2 separate regions of the Homo sapiens genome follow, and region 1 is linked to region 2. Evidence: chromatin loops called from intact Hi-C (ENCODE). Cell type or tissue: psoas muscle. All regions are shown on one strand.

What was found. Peaks named below come from ENCODE experiments on the same cell type or tissue, not always from the same donor. Only the 100,000 strongest peaks of a DNase experiment are listed, where the experiment ranks them.
Region 1: a loop joins it to region 2, with 11 times the contacts of the local background. A loop is called at or near these places in 7 of 110 quality-filtered maps.

The regions. Positions count from the first base shown.
Region 1 is chr16:55,116,908-55,124,907 of GRCh38, forward strand. No RefSeq gene overlaps it. Among named protein-coding and RNA genes, the nearest start is that of IRX5, 190 kb to the left of the region's middle. In psoas muscle, a CTCF peak has its summit at 3,633 (motif pointing right); no DNase peak of the experiment used is centred here.
Region 2 is chr16:55,368,001-55,376,000 of GRCh38, forward strand. LOC105371279 (a long non-coding RNA gene) reads right to left here and starts at 1,565. Exons shown (of 3, transcript XR_933600.3): 1 at 1,386-1,565. In psoas muscle, a CTCF peak has its summit at 3,251; a DNase peak (open chromatin) is centred at 3,261; H3K27me3 peaks cover 330 bases.

The DNA of each region.
Region 1 (8,000 bases), 250 kb before region 2:
GCTGTTGGTTTGGTTCCCTCTTCATCAGCTCAGCTTGTGGTGGGTTGTTGGTTAACCCCACAACATGTAGAGATACATATTTGCACCAACAGAGTGTGGGGCCTATCATTTTCCAATAACTACTAGACTCTGAAACATGTAGGTGTTGCAGTCTGGTTGTGAATCATCTGTGCCCTTATTTCTATAGCAGAGGTGTACATGAAGATTCCCTAAGCGCTTCTGCGAGGCTTTTCAATGTGATCCCTTCCTTCTGGCTGGGGGATAGGGTGAGATGGATGGTCTGATGACTTTGGTTTGACCCACGTGGGCTGTGGATGTAATGGTTGGAAATCAGTGCTCTCTAGAAGATCCAGGGCTAGGACTGAGGTCCTGGAGTGTTGAGGAGGGAAGGCTGGAAGAAACAGAGCTCTCAACCCTCCACTCCCACTTCCATCAGAGAATCCTCATGGTAGGTTGCTGTCTGTGACCTAATCTTGTGAGGCTGAGTGGGACAGCGTGTAATCAGGGCTGGCATTTGGCGGCAAGCCACAAATGTATCATCACTGATGTCTGCTGGGAAGGTAACCTGATTCTGTATCATTACTGTGACACCCCAAGGTTAGGCATCCTGGTAGCAAGCAACAGAAATCAAGCTGGGTTGACCCAAGCAAAAAAATCAGTTTGTTAAAGGGATACTGAGTAGTTTACAGAACAGACAGGAGGGTGGACAGTTTGTCTTGGAATTAGGATGAGAACCAAGGTGGCTTAGAACACCAGGCAGAGAACTCTACTCCAGGTATCAGTACTACGATGAGGATGATGATGATGATGATGGGCAGTGTTTGTTGAGGTGTCCTAAATACTTGATGTGCCTTTACTATTTAAGCCTCCAACAATCCTATGAGGTAGGGATCATTATCATTCCCACTTTGCAGATGAGTAAACTGAGGTACAGGTAAGTTAAATAACTTGCCCAAGGCCATGCCACTGATAGATGGTGGAGCCTACCTTGGACGGGCTGTGTCTTTCCACTGAAGGTCATTGCTCTCTCTCAAGCAGCTCCTCTCTCTCTCAACTCTCTCCTTCAAGGTTCTAGTTACAGAAGGAGCAGGACTGAAAAGAATTAAAAAAAAAAAAAAAAGGGTTCTAGTAACCACGCCCACCACCTCCTCCTGAGGCCGGAGTCATAGCAGCCTCTCTTCCCAGTCCCAGGTCCTTTACTATCACCTGCGATTTCCCTACACCCCAGCCACACCTGTGTGTTCCTTTATTACAACCTCCTCAAATGATCTTCATTTGAGAGTGCCATCTGTTACTGTCGTGCTGGTGTATTTCATAGAATCCTTAAGATCATTGATTAGATACCACTCCATTATTCGATGTACCATTGAGAGGGAGAATAAATGTGGTCACTTAATGTCAGACCACTGATTGTAAGACCAACATCAGAGTGTGAAAATGTGTGCCTTACAATTGGAAAGAAATTATTGTTTCTATTTCATAGATGAGGGGATGGCTACACAAAGAAGTTGAGTAACTCCTTTGAGGCTACCCAGCCAGCAGATGGCCAAGCCAAGATTTGAACCAGACAGCTTTGTTCTGGATTCTGCATCCTAACTGTACCAATGCTGCTCTGGCTGTGTGGAGCCGGACTCTAGAAAAATCCTACATGGGGAGAATTTGCGGTGGAACTAAGGCAAGCAGAGAGGAGAGGCCTGGCTGGGACAACCAGCCACTGATGGTCTGAAGGGAAGTATGTCCTAGGGGTGTTGCAGCCCAGGGTGGGGTGAGGAGAGCAGAAGGGCCGACTCCTCCTGGAGGAGAAGTCAAATACTGCCCTGGGCAGAAGGGAGGCCTGAGATGATGTCCCAGCCTCCCCAGAGAGGCCCTGGTCCCCTCCACCCCCTGCCTTCTGAGTTCATCTTGTCATCCATCGACAAATATAGACCAGGAGAAACCTAAATAAATGAGTGGCTGCTCGAAGCCGCAGGACAGCTAACCATAATGGGGGTTTTTGGTTTTCTGCTTGAGACACAAACAGCACATTCCTCAGCCGAAATAGCCGGGTGGAGAAACAGGGCATTATTGGATGGGAACACCCGGCCAGGATGAACCAAACAAGACAGAAATAGGCCCATGCCACCACATGAAGGGAGCGCGTCGGTGCTTGGCTGGCTGTGCTTGGCCTGGCCCTGCCCTGCTGGGGTAGCTGCTGACACCTGGGGAGGCTCCGGCTTTGCCCCAGGAGGAAGGCAGCTGTGTGTTTGCCTGAACCCTCAACCTTGGGCAGCTGGGGCAGCAGCCCCTTTCTTAGACAAGGGTTCTTGGGACTTGAGATGGGAAATGAATCCTGGTAGCTCTGCACACACACACACAAATGCACACACAAAAACGCACACACACTCAGACTCACCAACACACACATTGTGTACATTGTGTACCTGCAGAGCCAGAAATATGTACGTAAGCTCATGTATCAGTGTATACTGCTTCAGACACATGTACCCACATGAGAACACAGAGGCACACACTGGCCACATTGCTCATGCACGCAGATGCACCCCGCGCTCACACCCCCACACACATGTGACAGTGCACATATGCAGAGATCCACAGGACTGTGTGTTCTTACCCTTAGAGATGTACACACATGCAAGCACAGATACATGCAAGCCCTAGCATGTATTCATAAGCAGTCATATGCACACACACTCATATGTACAAGTCACTACACATGCAAATATCCACACATGTAAGTGCATGCACATCAGCACATGGGCCCAGGCACATTGTTCCTGGCCCCCTGGGCCTCCCTCACCCTGGGCATGTTCACCCCAGAGGTTGGTGTTCTCTCATCTGAACCAGCATCTGAGGACAGGTTTAAGGGGGCTCTGGGACAGGAGGGTCAAGGAGAAGCTGCCAAGAGAGCCCAGGATCTATCCCACCATCTGCTTCTAGCCAGTCTCTCTTCCCCTCATTTCTCCTGAGTGGTCCCCAGGCAGTTGTAAATAGTAGACCAATTCCAAGGCCTCCCTGTAGACTGGGCCTGGGCATAGCCACAGCTTGATGGTACTACTATCACTGTGAATCTCTGAGCTCTGTGGAGCCAGGGATCCCGGTAGTGACGATCATCCCCTTACTCCCAAAGACCTCTATAGTAACTGGTGCTCAGTACATGAATAAATGAAATAGAGGAGCAGTGATTGGCATCCCTACTTAACAGCTAAAAAGACTGAGGTCCAGAGAGGCTGAGCAGGACTTCACCAAAGTCCTCTGTCTGCCTCCTACCCCACCCCAGTGCTGCCCCCATCTGTGGAAGCCCTGGTGTCCCCTTCTGATGCCAAGGCCAGGACAGTAAAACCTGGACAAGGAAAAGACATAGTAATGTGTCCTGGGAGCCTCTGGGCTATCCACCTGGTGTCTGCCTGGCCCTTGACCCATCTGTCCTACCCTGCCCCAGGGCCAGGAGGCAGCTTGAGGCTCCAGGAAAAAAGCCCAGTTCACCATCGCGTCCATCCCCTGAAGCACTGGCTGCCAGGTCTTTTCCTAGCCTCAGATCAGCTCCCCATCTCTGCTACCCCTGTGACTTCCCCAGACCTAGGGATGGACCATGGTTTTCTGGTCCTGAGATCAAGCTGGAGTGAAGAAGGAATAGATGAAGACAGCAGGGGTCAGTGTTTGTTCAGTGGAGGCCACACAGGAGCAGGCATGAGAGGACCAAACGTCTTCCAGGCAGGGCACCCAGCAGATACTCAGACACATGGTGTCAGACCCACAAACCGAACCCCTGGCCTCAGCTCAGAGCAGGCAAGGGCAGAAGCTGGGTCTTCCCAGGAACCCACACTGGTGTATTGGGAAAGACCTCTAGTCTGCTCCAGTTTGGGGATTTTCCAGCTTTTGTTTTGCAGCCACAGAATCTTTTCTTCAGATGATTTTTTTTAAGTATTAAATTAGGGTATAATTTGCATTCAGCAAAATTCACCCTTACAGCATACAATTCTGCTGCTTTAACAAAAACATACAGTTGTGTAACTACTACCACAATCAAGATATAGAAGAGTTCTATCGTCCCCCTAAAATCCCCAAGTCCCTTGTGGTCAGCCCCTTCCCCCACCCCTGGCAACCATGGATCTGTTTTCTGTCCCTGGAGTGTTGCCTTTTTCAGAATGTTCTGTAAATGGAATCACACATAATGCGGCCATTTCATTTAACACAATGCCCTGGAGACCCATTCGGTTGCTCTGTGTGTCGGTAGCTCATTGCCCTTGGTTGCTGCATGGAATTCATTGTATGGATAAACCACAGTTTGTTTAGCCATTCCCCACAGGAGGGATATTGAGTTTATTTCTACTTTTCGGCTATTACGAAGATTCTATGAACATTTGAGTACAGGCTTTTGTATAAACACACACAACATATATATTATATCTTTTTGGAAAATACAAGTGCATTCTGGGTCATGTTATAAGTATATGTTCAACTTTCTAAGAAACCACCAAATTGTTTTCCGAAGTGATTGCACCATGTTGCATTCCCATCAGCAATGAATGAGAGTTCTGGCTGTTCTATATCTTCACCGGCAATTGATACTGTTACCTTTTCCCACTATTCTAATAGGTGTGTATCAAGGGACAATTTACTAGAAACGCAAATCTACAGAACAGGTATGTTAAGCTACCCTGGGTAGAGCCAGGAGCCAGAGTAGGGGTTCTGAGCCCTGTACACTGAGACCCTCCCTTACTACAGTGGCGGTTCCTGAGTATCTCTTTGGAACCCAGAACTAAGGCCAGGGAGGGGAGGAGCATTGCCCAAGGTCACACAGCTCAACAAGAGGGACCAGTGGGCAAGGCCCAGCCCTCTGTCTGATACCAGTGACTTGTCCTTTCCTGAGCACCATGTCACCACTGGAGGGGAGGAAAGGAAGGTTCTCAAGCCACGTCCCAGGGACCTGCCTTGAGCTGGGTCGAGGACCCAGTTGAGTGCAAGGATGCTGTCAGCCTCAGGGCTATTCCATGTTGAGAGTTTCCAGTGAGACAACACGGTCTAGGGGAAATGACAACATCTTTGGGATCATGCAGAGACACACTTTCAAAACCCAACAGGAATGCTTATTAACTATGCTGCCCTGGGCAAGTCACTTTACCTTTCTGAACCTCAGTTTTATTAACAATAAAATGAAAAGTTATCTTACTATTTTGTTGGGTTGTCAGATAGATTGCAGCTCACAACACAATTCTTTATTCAATAAATGTATTGAGCTCTTTCAGGCCAGACACTGCTCTGGATGCCAGTGTTATAGGAGTGAATAAGACAGACAAGATCCCTGATCTCAGAGGAGACCAGGGGATTCAGTAATCAAGCGTATAATATGTCAGGTGTTGGTATATGGTATGCAGAAAAATGAAAGATAAAGCAGAATAACAGTATGTAGAGAGAAATGGGGTACCCTTTTAAATGGAGTTGTCAGTGAAAGCCTCCTTGAGAGGTGCCTTTGGAACAGAGACCTGAATAGAGTAAGAAAATGAACCATATGGATACCTGCATTACTCATTAGCTGTGTGTTCTTGAGCAAGTCACTTAACCTCTCTGAACCTCAGTTTCTTCATAACTAGATTGAATTAGAATCCTCCTTACTGGACAGTTGTTAAGTTTCAGTGGGAGAAAGCTGGTAAAGTGCAGCACAATGCCCAGCACAAAGGGCATGCATATTTCAGTTAATCTCCTTCCCTCTCCAAGGAATTCAAAGTCTAGTTGGGGGTTGCAGTTGTAGGATGGACACATAAGACGTATATGAAAATAATATCATAGCTCACAAATTATTTGAGCACCTGCAATGTGCCTGGCATGTTCAAAATGTTCTGCCTGTCTTATGATAGGTGGAATTGCTTGTCCCAATTCTTTACACTTCCTGTATCCAGGTCTCTTGTTACATGACTTGGCTGTCTTTCCATCACAGGTGAAATGTACTCCCCTGCCTTGATTTTGAGCTCAGCCATGTTACTAGCTTTAGCTAAAGGGCTGCTCACAGATGTGACACAAGCAAGGGCTTGAAAGTGCTTGTGTAATTGGGCTTGTTCCCTCATGTTGCTGCTATCATCATGAGAAGAGTGTCTCCTGAACAGCTCAATGGTTCAAGGAAGAAGACAGAACCATGGAACAAACTCACGTGTGCTGCAGCTTGGAGCCAAGCTCAGCAGAGCCCAGCCAAGATCAGCCAGTTCCCAGCCAACCATCATATACACAAACAAGAGGACATCATTGTTTCAGCCACTGAGTTTTGGGGTTGTTTTTTATGTAACATTATGGTAGTGATATCCATATGTTATTCGTACATATGTTAACCATTTAATCCTTGCAAAACCCTTATGAGGTAGTTACTCTTATTTTATAGATAAACCCAGGGAGGTTAGATAGTGAATAATTGTTAAGTAGAGATTTGAATTTATGTAATCTGATTTTAGAGCCCATTCTATGAACCATGACACTAAAAGAGAGTGAGAAAAATATGTTGAGAGGTTTGTCACGTGCTATGTGCACCCATAGGGGTGCACACTTGGTACACCTCTGTGCACCAGGTGAGGAACTAATTGCACTATGGGAAATAGGGAAGTTTTTCCAGAGAAGGCTGTATATGAGTTGAAACTTGAGTACAGGTAGAATGGAATTAAGTAGACATTGGGAAAAAGGAATTCCAGGTAGGAGAAACCAGTCTGAGCAAAAGTGCCAAGGGGGAATACACACAACGTTCTTACAGCTCCCTCACCCCTTGTCACCTGATCAACCCCTACTCATTCTACAGTTCTTAGGGTCACAGTTACTTCCTTGGGAAAGCCTTCCCTAACCTGCTGGACAAGGCCAGTTCCTTTCACTGCACTCTCCAGGGCACCAGATTCCTCTTCTTCGCAACACATAGTACAGCTGTAATTACATTAGCATTTGCCTATATCTGCCTTGGTCAGCATTATAATAGCAGCACCTGACTCATGGTAGGTCTGCAACAAATATTTGTAAAATTGATGCCATTCAACAAATGTATTAGTTATGTATTGCTGAATAACAAATTAACCCAAAACTTAGCAGCTTAAAATAATCATGAGCATTTATTATTTTGCATCATTTTGTGGATCAGGAATGCAGGAGCAGCTTAGTTGGGTGGTTGTGGCTCAAGGTCTCTTGTGAAGTTGCAGTCAAGTTGTCAGCTGGGGCTGGGTCATCTCAAGGCTTCACTGGGGCTGCAGGTTCCTTTTCCAATTTGGCTGACTCACAAGGATGGCTGGGTGATGCTGGCTGTTGGCAGGAGGCATCAGTTTCTAATCACATGGACCTCTCTTTAGGGTTTTCTGAGTGTTCTTACTGCAGGGTGGCTCGTGGCCTCTACAGTGAGTGACCCAAGTGATCCAAAAGGAAGGATAGCCAGGCACAGTGGCTCACACCTATAATCCCAGAACTTTGGAAGGCTGAGGCAGGAGAATTGCTTGAGCCCAGGCATCTGAGACTAGCCTGGGCAACATAGAGAGACCCCACCTCTACAGAAATAAAAATAAAAATTACCTGTGTCTGGTGGCCATGCGTGTAGCCTCAGCTACTTGGGAGGCTGAGATGAGAGGATTGCTTCATTCCAGAGGTTGAGGCTGCAGTGAGCTGTGTTTGCACCACTGCATTCCAGCCTGGGCAACAGAGCAAGACCCTGTCTAGAAGAACAAGAGGAAGAAGAAGAAGGAGGAGGAGGAGGAAGAGGAAGAGGAGGAACGTCTTCTATGACTTAGCCTTAGAAGTCACATGCTGTGGCCTCCACTGGATTTTGTTGGTCACCCCCGGCCACCCTGACACAATGTCAGGCTATGTAAGGGTATGAATACCAGGAGGTGATGCACATAGGGGGACATCTTTTTTGATAGAAACTAACAGGGTTGGGGCAGGTGCATGTCTGGTTTCCAGACTCTGAATTCACAGAGTTTGGGTGCAGGTGGGTAGGTGGGTAATCTAGGAGTTGTTCTCAGGAAGCAATGAAGGAACAAGAA
Region 2 (8,000 bases):
TATTTTGTATTTTATAAATGTTTTTGCCTTATGACTCAGTTCCTGCAACAGCCAAATAGCACAAGAGCTGCCCAACATTTCATTAATCTTTAAAATATTATTACACTCAGTCCAGATATGATAAAAGTGTTGCCAGAGTTCGAAGTAACTTGATCAAGATTTTAAGGACATTTCTAATCCCCAAATTTACCATGTAATCAACAAATACTTATTTCATTAGGTCCTGGAGAGAGAAATAAACAAATAGGTTCTATTCCCTGTCCTCTAGAATTTTACAGTTCAGTCCGGAGCCATGACATATTCGTGTAAAAATCTATCCCCTTGAACCCATGCAGAAAAGGAAGAGCTATGTAACCATTAGCCATGTGCTTACAAGGGGCTATTTCTGCTTCTGACACCAAATTTCTGCTGAGTCCAGGGAAACTTCCCACTTCCTCTCTATATCCTGGCTCACCACATACTTATCTAGCATAATGACTGCCTTGAAGGGGATTGGGTTTCTTAGAGGAAAAAAACTTACGATGGTATTAAATATGAAAACTTGAATGTTAATTGTTTTTTTTTTTAATAAAGGTTACCACTTCAAAAATTAGGTCATTTCACGCTAGTGGAAAGAACATGCATTCTCATAAGATAACTGAAAGAAATCACAATTCATGTTCAAAGCATCTTGCTTCTGACACATGGCTGTTAAGTGACAAATGGAAATTTCCTGAGCTCAGTAAAACGAGTTGACAATAGGCTGCTTATAGTTTCTGTCGGAAAGCAGACTGTCAAAAAAAGTTGTAGCAATCATGCACCATCGTTAATGATGACCAGCCAAGCTCTTTGTCTGCAAAGACCATGGACCAAATATTGTCACAGTCAGTCATCGACTGTGCAAGACTCTTTTTGTACCAACCTCATGAAAAGAAATTTTATTTTTAAAGATTGCCTCTCATTACAACAAGTATTACCCCAAACGGTCGAAATAACAAAAAAGAATTTGAAGCCTAGCCAATGACCTGACTGCTTTATACAATATTGATAGGACAACCCCCTGGGCAACAAAGGAATCTGATGGTGCCTCGGTTTTCTTTGTAATGAGATTTGGCCAGGATCAGGAAAATCATGTATTTATTTAAAATGGATACCCTGACTGCTTCTCAAAAGGTTTGAAGTGGCTTGCAAAAACCAACCAACCAAACAAACAAAAAAAGCCAAGATGTTTTAAGACTTAAAAAACGTTAAGAGTACAAAAAAAGAGAAAAGAAATAATCAAATGCATTAGCAGCCCGGGCGAATGCAGCTCCTTTAATTGAGCATTAAACAAACTTAAACGTAGCATTTCCTGTTCCAGAAGCAAGCAGGGCTGAAAACTTGGCTGGTGCACCACTAAAGCTTACCAGTTGTGTTTTCGGCTGGCATCCACTCCAACTGGATGATGCTCATGCTGTATTATATGTTAAATATTGTTATCATTATTCCAGGAGCCAGGCAGAGAATAGGCACTCAATAAATGGCAGCAGTTTTCAGTATTTTTCTCCTGCATTCCCAGCTGCCATATCACCTGCAGCATTCAGTTAATATCTATTTCAAATGCACATAAAATATATTCATGTTTTCCCTTTAAGCATCTGACTGTTAAGTGCCCTCTACCAGCAAAAGGAGGCAAGGACGTGATCTTTCTTGGGGCTCTATTTTCCTCTATAGGAGAAATGAGTACAAGAGGCCACAGCTTAATCGATGTTTACCAAAAATCTGACTTTTTGTTCCTAGCTGGGATTTTGCAACCACATTATAAATAACTTGAGTAACACACGAGGAGGATGCACCAATTCTAGTCCATTGCTGAATAATGTGTAAACACTATATGGAGTTTCTTTCATGTCTGCAAAAAAGGCGGGGGGGGGGCACGTTTCTCTCCTTTTCTCTAATTTTCTTTATATTTAAGTTTCTCACCTCTGGAGGAGTGCATGGAGCTAATTGTGCATTTCCCTTGTGTGAATAAAGGACGGAGTGTCTGCTTTCACTTCAAATTGCTTGGCCCTCAATCAACATCACCATAAATGTGACATATGAATATTAAATCCAAATATTTTATTGGTGCAGATAAATATGATTTGTAAAAAGAGTCAAATTAACAATCCATTACATACTAATGGGCTCTAATCAATAAGTTTAATTTGACTAAAAGGAGAGGGGCGGGGATGGAGGGGGAGAAAAGAGACTCAATTACACCCAAATGGTGCCATTTAAAATTATAAAGGTGACTGACTTCTACAACTTTTCAGCTGTATTCTGACTTGGGGGCTTATGGACCCAACACCGGAGCTGTGTTGAAAGTGAGCATCTGTCTGTGGTTTACACTCATATTTCCAATTATTTTTCTTTAAAATTAACCACTGTAAATACAAAAAGTACTGAGAACAATGCAAACGAACAAGATCCCACAAAACAGAAAGAAAAACGTGTCTTTTAAAAGCCGTATTTGCTCCAGATTAGTTTAGTAAAAATGAAACAATGCACATAAATCCGAAGTTTCTTTTGTCCCGTCTCTATCTTAGCCTTCTCTTTCCCTTCCTCCTTCTCCAGCGGCTGGACTAAATGTTGTATGTTTCCTTCTTGCCTTCATTTCTGTACTTTCACTACATCTAGAGGAATCCAGAAGCCATGGGGAGTAGCACTTGGTGTCTTTGTGAAATTCTACAACTTGCTTTTTCCAACTGTCAACCTAGTTCGTTCCTTTTAACTGTGATGTAGTATTCCACTATGTGATTCTGTCACTTCCTTTATTCTTTTATTTCTCTCTCATTCTCTTACTGATGGATGGTTAGGTTGGATCACCTTACTATAGTTATTCCGACATCAATTAGGGGAAAGGTGCCCAGGTCCCTGATTATTGAAGTAGATTTTAGATCCTTGGACAGATCGCAGCCTCACCTACGGGAAGATCTACATCCCCTCCTCCAGGGCTCTACCGAGGGAGAACCAAGGTAGAAAAGCATGCCTTTCCGGCTGCTGCTTTTGCATCTTATACGGATAGCCGGCTCATGGCAATGTGACTCAAGCTGGCAGGGGTCTTTGAGCATCAAACGTGTCCTCCTTCCCTCTACCTACTTCGGCTCCGGTTTCTCTCCCGAAGCCTAAATAAAGAAGGTAACAGACAACACCTCTATTGGCAGAGGCTTCTGCCTTTTCCGTCAGGCTGGCTGCAGCACATCCGTAATCCTTATGTCAGCCTGCACTCTAGCGTTGCCGGCCCGGTCCAGCATCTGACAGCCGCGAATCCAAAGCTGCCGGCCTCTCGTTTCTAAGCAGCAGCTCACAGCGCCAGCCGCCCTCCCGCAGAAGGGGAACAAAGCCCGGCGGACTAGCTCACTATCTTCTGGGTGGCAAGGAAATCTCAATTATACACCCAAGGGATGTGGTTTGTGAAAAACTAGAAAGAATGTTTAAATTGTGTACGTAAATTGTTTTGTTTTACAAGCTGGGGTAAATCAGCACATTTGCAGCCCATATTTATCTGATCCACTCCATAAGACTCTTTTTGAATGCCTGCCCTTGATGTGGGGTAGATGCCTATGCAAAACATAACCGACCCCTAAATTCAATTAGGGCATTGGGGGGAAAATGGAAATCTTGCTTTGGGGTTAGTCATGACTGCTGAGAACTTCTCAGAATAGTTTCTTGGCTGTAACCGAAGATTGAAATCGAAGGATACGATTTCCAACGGATGCTGAGTAGTCAGAATGTTGGTTCGAGCTAGCCCTTTTAAGAAAAAGATGGTAAGTGAAAGGCCTTCCTCTAATCTGATTTCTGGCTCATTAAAAAAAATTCTTTGTGTCACCCCCAGCATAGGATAGTCAACATTTATTGAGCTGGATATAGTATAATTAATGTTCTCTGTCCCAATAACAATACATGATGGAAGATGGGAATGTATCATTCCATGGGACAAACTTTAAATTGCAAAAAAAAAAAAAAAAAACACCCCAAGGAAAACAATATTTGAAAAGAGAGTGTTTTATTTTTATTCACCTTTTAGCAGGAGAGCACACCCCAGGGATGTGGTTGATGAAGAAGTAGGAGTGTTTAAATTGTATATACAAACTGTTGTGTTTCACGAGCTGGGATAAATCACAGACAGAGGTCATGGTGATCAGAAAAGTTTGAGGTGGTGTGGAACCTAAGCAGGAATAATCTTCTGGCTTTGACCACGGGCTGCTGAACCCTAATCGCTGATAACAGCCGTCGAGCAGCAGAGAAACTCCACTTCATATCGATGTGGCATTTACTTTTTCAGAAAGCCCCCCACTCTGGCCGGCACTTATGGCAAGATAATTAATAGTCCCCTGAGTTATAGATTCCGAGCTAAAGGTAACAGTACATAATGGAAGTCAAGGTCACCCATAATACAGTAGCTTCTATAACAAAGGGGATTATTACTGCAATTACCGTCCTGTTGGAAAGATTTTATAAGTTTTCATCATTTTAATTCTTAAATCTTCCTCTTGCCAGTGAAGTTTAAACTCTCCGATTTATGATGGAGGAATAAAAGCCTCTCTCCTCCCACCACAAAAGCTTTCTCTTTCGGAGCAACCTAGGTGGTTTCTAGTGAGGTCGATGAGAGAAAGACAGCCCTGTTTACCCACGAGGCCTTCAGAAAATCTCCCCAGGCGGGGCATGTCCGCTTCGTGTTGTCCTGTCCTGTGCCGTGTCAGAATACTAAAATACACTCATACCCCTTATGAAGCATAATATTTTCAGCTTAAAATGAGAATGTTTTCTAGTTTTGTTGATAACATTATTATTCATTTGCAGTTGATGGTACTTTTCTTCTCCTCTTGGAGCCAATGATTTTCTCCCCACTCATCCTCACCTGGTCTCAAATATGCTCAGAGGGCCTTGAAAAGTTTGTCTCTGGCCTTTTGCCTGTTGTGTCCAATGAAGATAACAGCTCTGTTTGCCAAGGCCTAAACTCAGGCCGAATGCCCGAGCACATTTTCCACCCAAACTGTTTAGTGGCTAAATTTGCTCCTGGCTGGAAAAACTCCAGCTCCCGTCATACACACGCACGCGCGCACACACATACACACACACAAGCTGTTTTAAAAGTGCTTCTAAAAAAAGAGCTTAGGTCTGAAAATTGTAATTAATTTAATAAGACATCCTGCCCGGAGCAGATCAGAAGCTATATGAGCTTTTTGGGTGAGCCCATGAGTGTGGTGACAGACAACATCACTCCAGTGCTTTCCAAAATGGATTTGAGCTAACACAGCACGCATTTTTATGATCTGGACCATCTTGCTGTCTTTCTGCTCTGGACAAAAGACCGAGCAGACACAATCATCTTTTGAGAATGATGGCATCGTCATTGTCTGCATAGCAGGACTGTAATTAAGCACCAGAAATAGGACAGCTGAGAAGAGACAAAGAGCAGGGAAGGCAGGGGACTGCGAGACAGCATCCTGGGGAGAGACTGCACCAAGATAGTAGCTGAAATCCAGTATCTGCATGGATGAGGTCATCCTGGGAAAAAGTATGTGTCCAGATGAAAAAACAAAAAACAAAACAAAACAAAAAACCTGAAGTAGGCCAGAGAAGGAGAGGCCCAGAGAGCTGCTTAGTGTCTAGGGCCTAGCTTACATGCCCCCTCCTCCAGGCAGACCTCAGGGATGTCTCCTAGGAAAAATTATTCATGTATCAAATATTCACTAAGGGCCTACTATGTACTAAGCATTGTTTTAGGTGCTGGGGATTCTCAGCAGTGAGTGAGACAAACCAGGTCACTGCCTTTGAGTTGATCCCAGAAGGAGCCAGGTAGGTAATGATCTGGGAGGAGAGCCTTCCAGGCAGAAGGGACACCAAGGACTGTCTAAAGAAGGCCAGGGTGCTGGAACTGAGAATGCTGGAGAGGAGAACAGGAGCTGGCATCAAAGAGGTGGGCAGGGCTTCCTCAGGTAAGATCTGTGACCCCCAGGGGAGGAGCTGGAATTTTAGTTTAAATTCAAGAGCCTGCTGATGGAGGATTTTCAGCATGGGGCCCACAGGATCTTTCACTTGCATGGAGTCCTGTGAATTCACAGGGGCCCTTCCTTCCAGGCCGCTCTCCTCCCACCCGACACTTACACACAGTGACACCTGTAGCAGCCACCTCATCCACGTGCAGGGACATGGCTGATTTGAACCGGTAGACTGTGAATGTCAGCTTACTCTGTGCTGCTAAACAGACCTCACTTAATGCTCAGCGGGTTCCCTAAAAGGCTGTTGGATGATGACAAATAAAGTAAGGGCTAATTCTGGGATTAAATGTGTTGGGAGGGTTCGAAAAGAGGGACACCAATAATATCTTAATTCTCTTTGATTTTTCTGCTTTCATGGCTGATGAAGCTACAAAAATGTATTTCTCTCCAGAAATCAAAAAGTCATTTAATACCCACCCAACAGATCCCTTGTGGGGATTGAATAAGAACATTTAGATAAAAGTGGAACACAGGAGTTCGTCGCAAAAATTAGTGAAGGAATGAATGGATTTCATCATTGGTACATCAGAGGGCTCCAAGGGTTTTGAAGTGGGCGTAGATATCTTGATTTGGGACCTGAAGAAAGAGCACTAGCTTATTCTAGCCCCAGTAATGCCCCTGAGTTATTACAGATCCTCTTTCAGGAGTGAGTGGAATCATGGAGTCCAGCCCCAGCAGGAAACTGACACACAGAGGGAGGAAGGGACTGGCTCAAGGTCACATTGGCAAACCAGGCCTGGAATTCTACACAGTGCTCTTTCCAGTGTGCTCAGCTGCCTCCTTTTAGGATAAAGAAGGGAAGAAAAAATTGGCCCAGAACACACACCATTTGAACCCCTTAAATATTGAAGGAGGACTGGAAGGCAAGCAGACATCTCTTCCACTCTCTTTCCTGGTCCTGCGCTACAGGTCACACATAACAAGGCCCTTTCAGTGGGACACACTGGGCTCTGGGGTATCAGGGCATCGTCTACAAGAAGAGCGAGGGCCTTGGTTGGACACAACCCTTAGTTTACTCATCTGTAAAGTGGGCATAATTTTATATAATTTATAATCTGGTAAATTAACCTACTGTCTTATCTCCTGATAAATATAAAGAGTTATCACAGTGTCTGGCACATGATAAACCCTCCATAAATAGTAGCCATCACTAACATTTCTTATGATAGAAAATATAGAAAAATACACAAAAAATCACCCATTACCCTGAAACTAGAGAGAACAAAAATTAATATTCTACAGATTATCCTTCCAGCCCTTCTTCCCCCAGCCTATATAATATATACATATACATATATAAACACATACATATACACATATATTTACACATGCACATCCATATGTATGTGTGTATGTATTTTATCGTACACATTTTTCATAATTTCACATTATCTCATAATTTGTTAATAATACTCAAATTAATATTTTGAGTACATGTTAACCATTTCCTATGTCACAAAAATCTTCCAAAATATGATTTTTTCATGGTTCTTTTAACAAATCCCATTACTGGAGACTTCAGCTTGTCGACTTTTTGCTATTACAATAAATCATTAGTAGTTATTTCTACAATAAACCTTTGTAAATAATTCTGATAATTTCTTCAGGATAATTCCTTATTATGGATTTCCTGGGACAAAGGGCATGCATAGTTTTGAAGATTTTGATATAAATTTCCAAATTGTTCTCCAAAATATTAAATCACCTCATTTCCTCCCAAGCAGCATAAAGGTGTGTGTGCTCACATCTTCACCAACCCTGGGGATCATCACTTTAAATGCCTTTGCCTTTTTGGATAGGCCCAAAAGATTGCATCTTGTTGCTTAATATTGCATCCTTGATTGCAGTGAAGGTTGACTCTTCATCTGTATTTATTACCTTATGAACTGCCTGGTTAAGTCTATTTTTCTACTGGGGTGCTTGTCTAAGTTCAACTAATATGTCCCAGATGAACAAATGTATAAGAGGGTGCTGTATAATTGGAATGCTAATGTT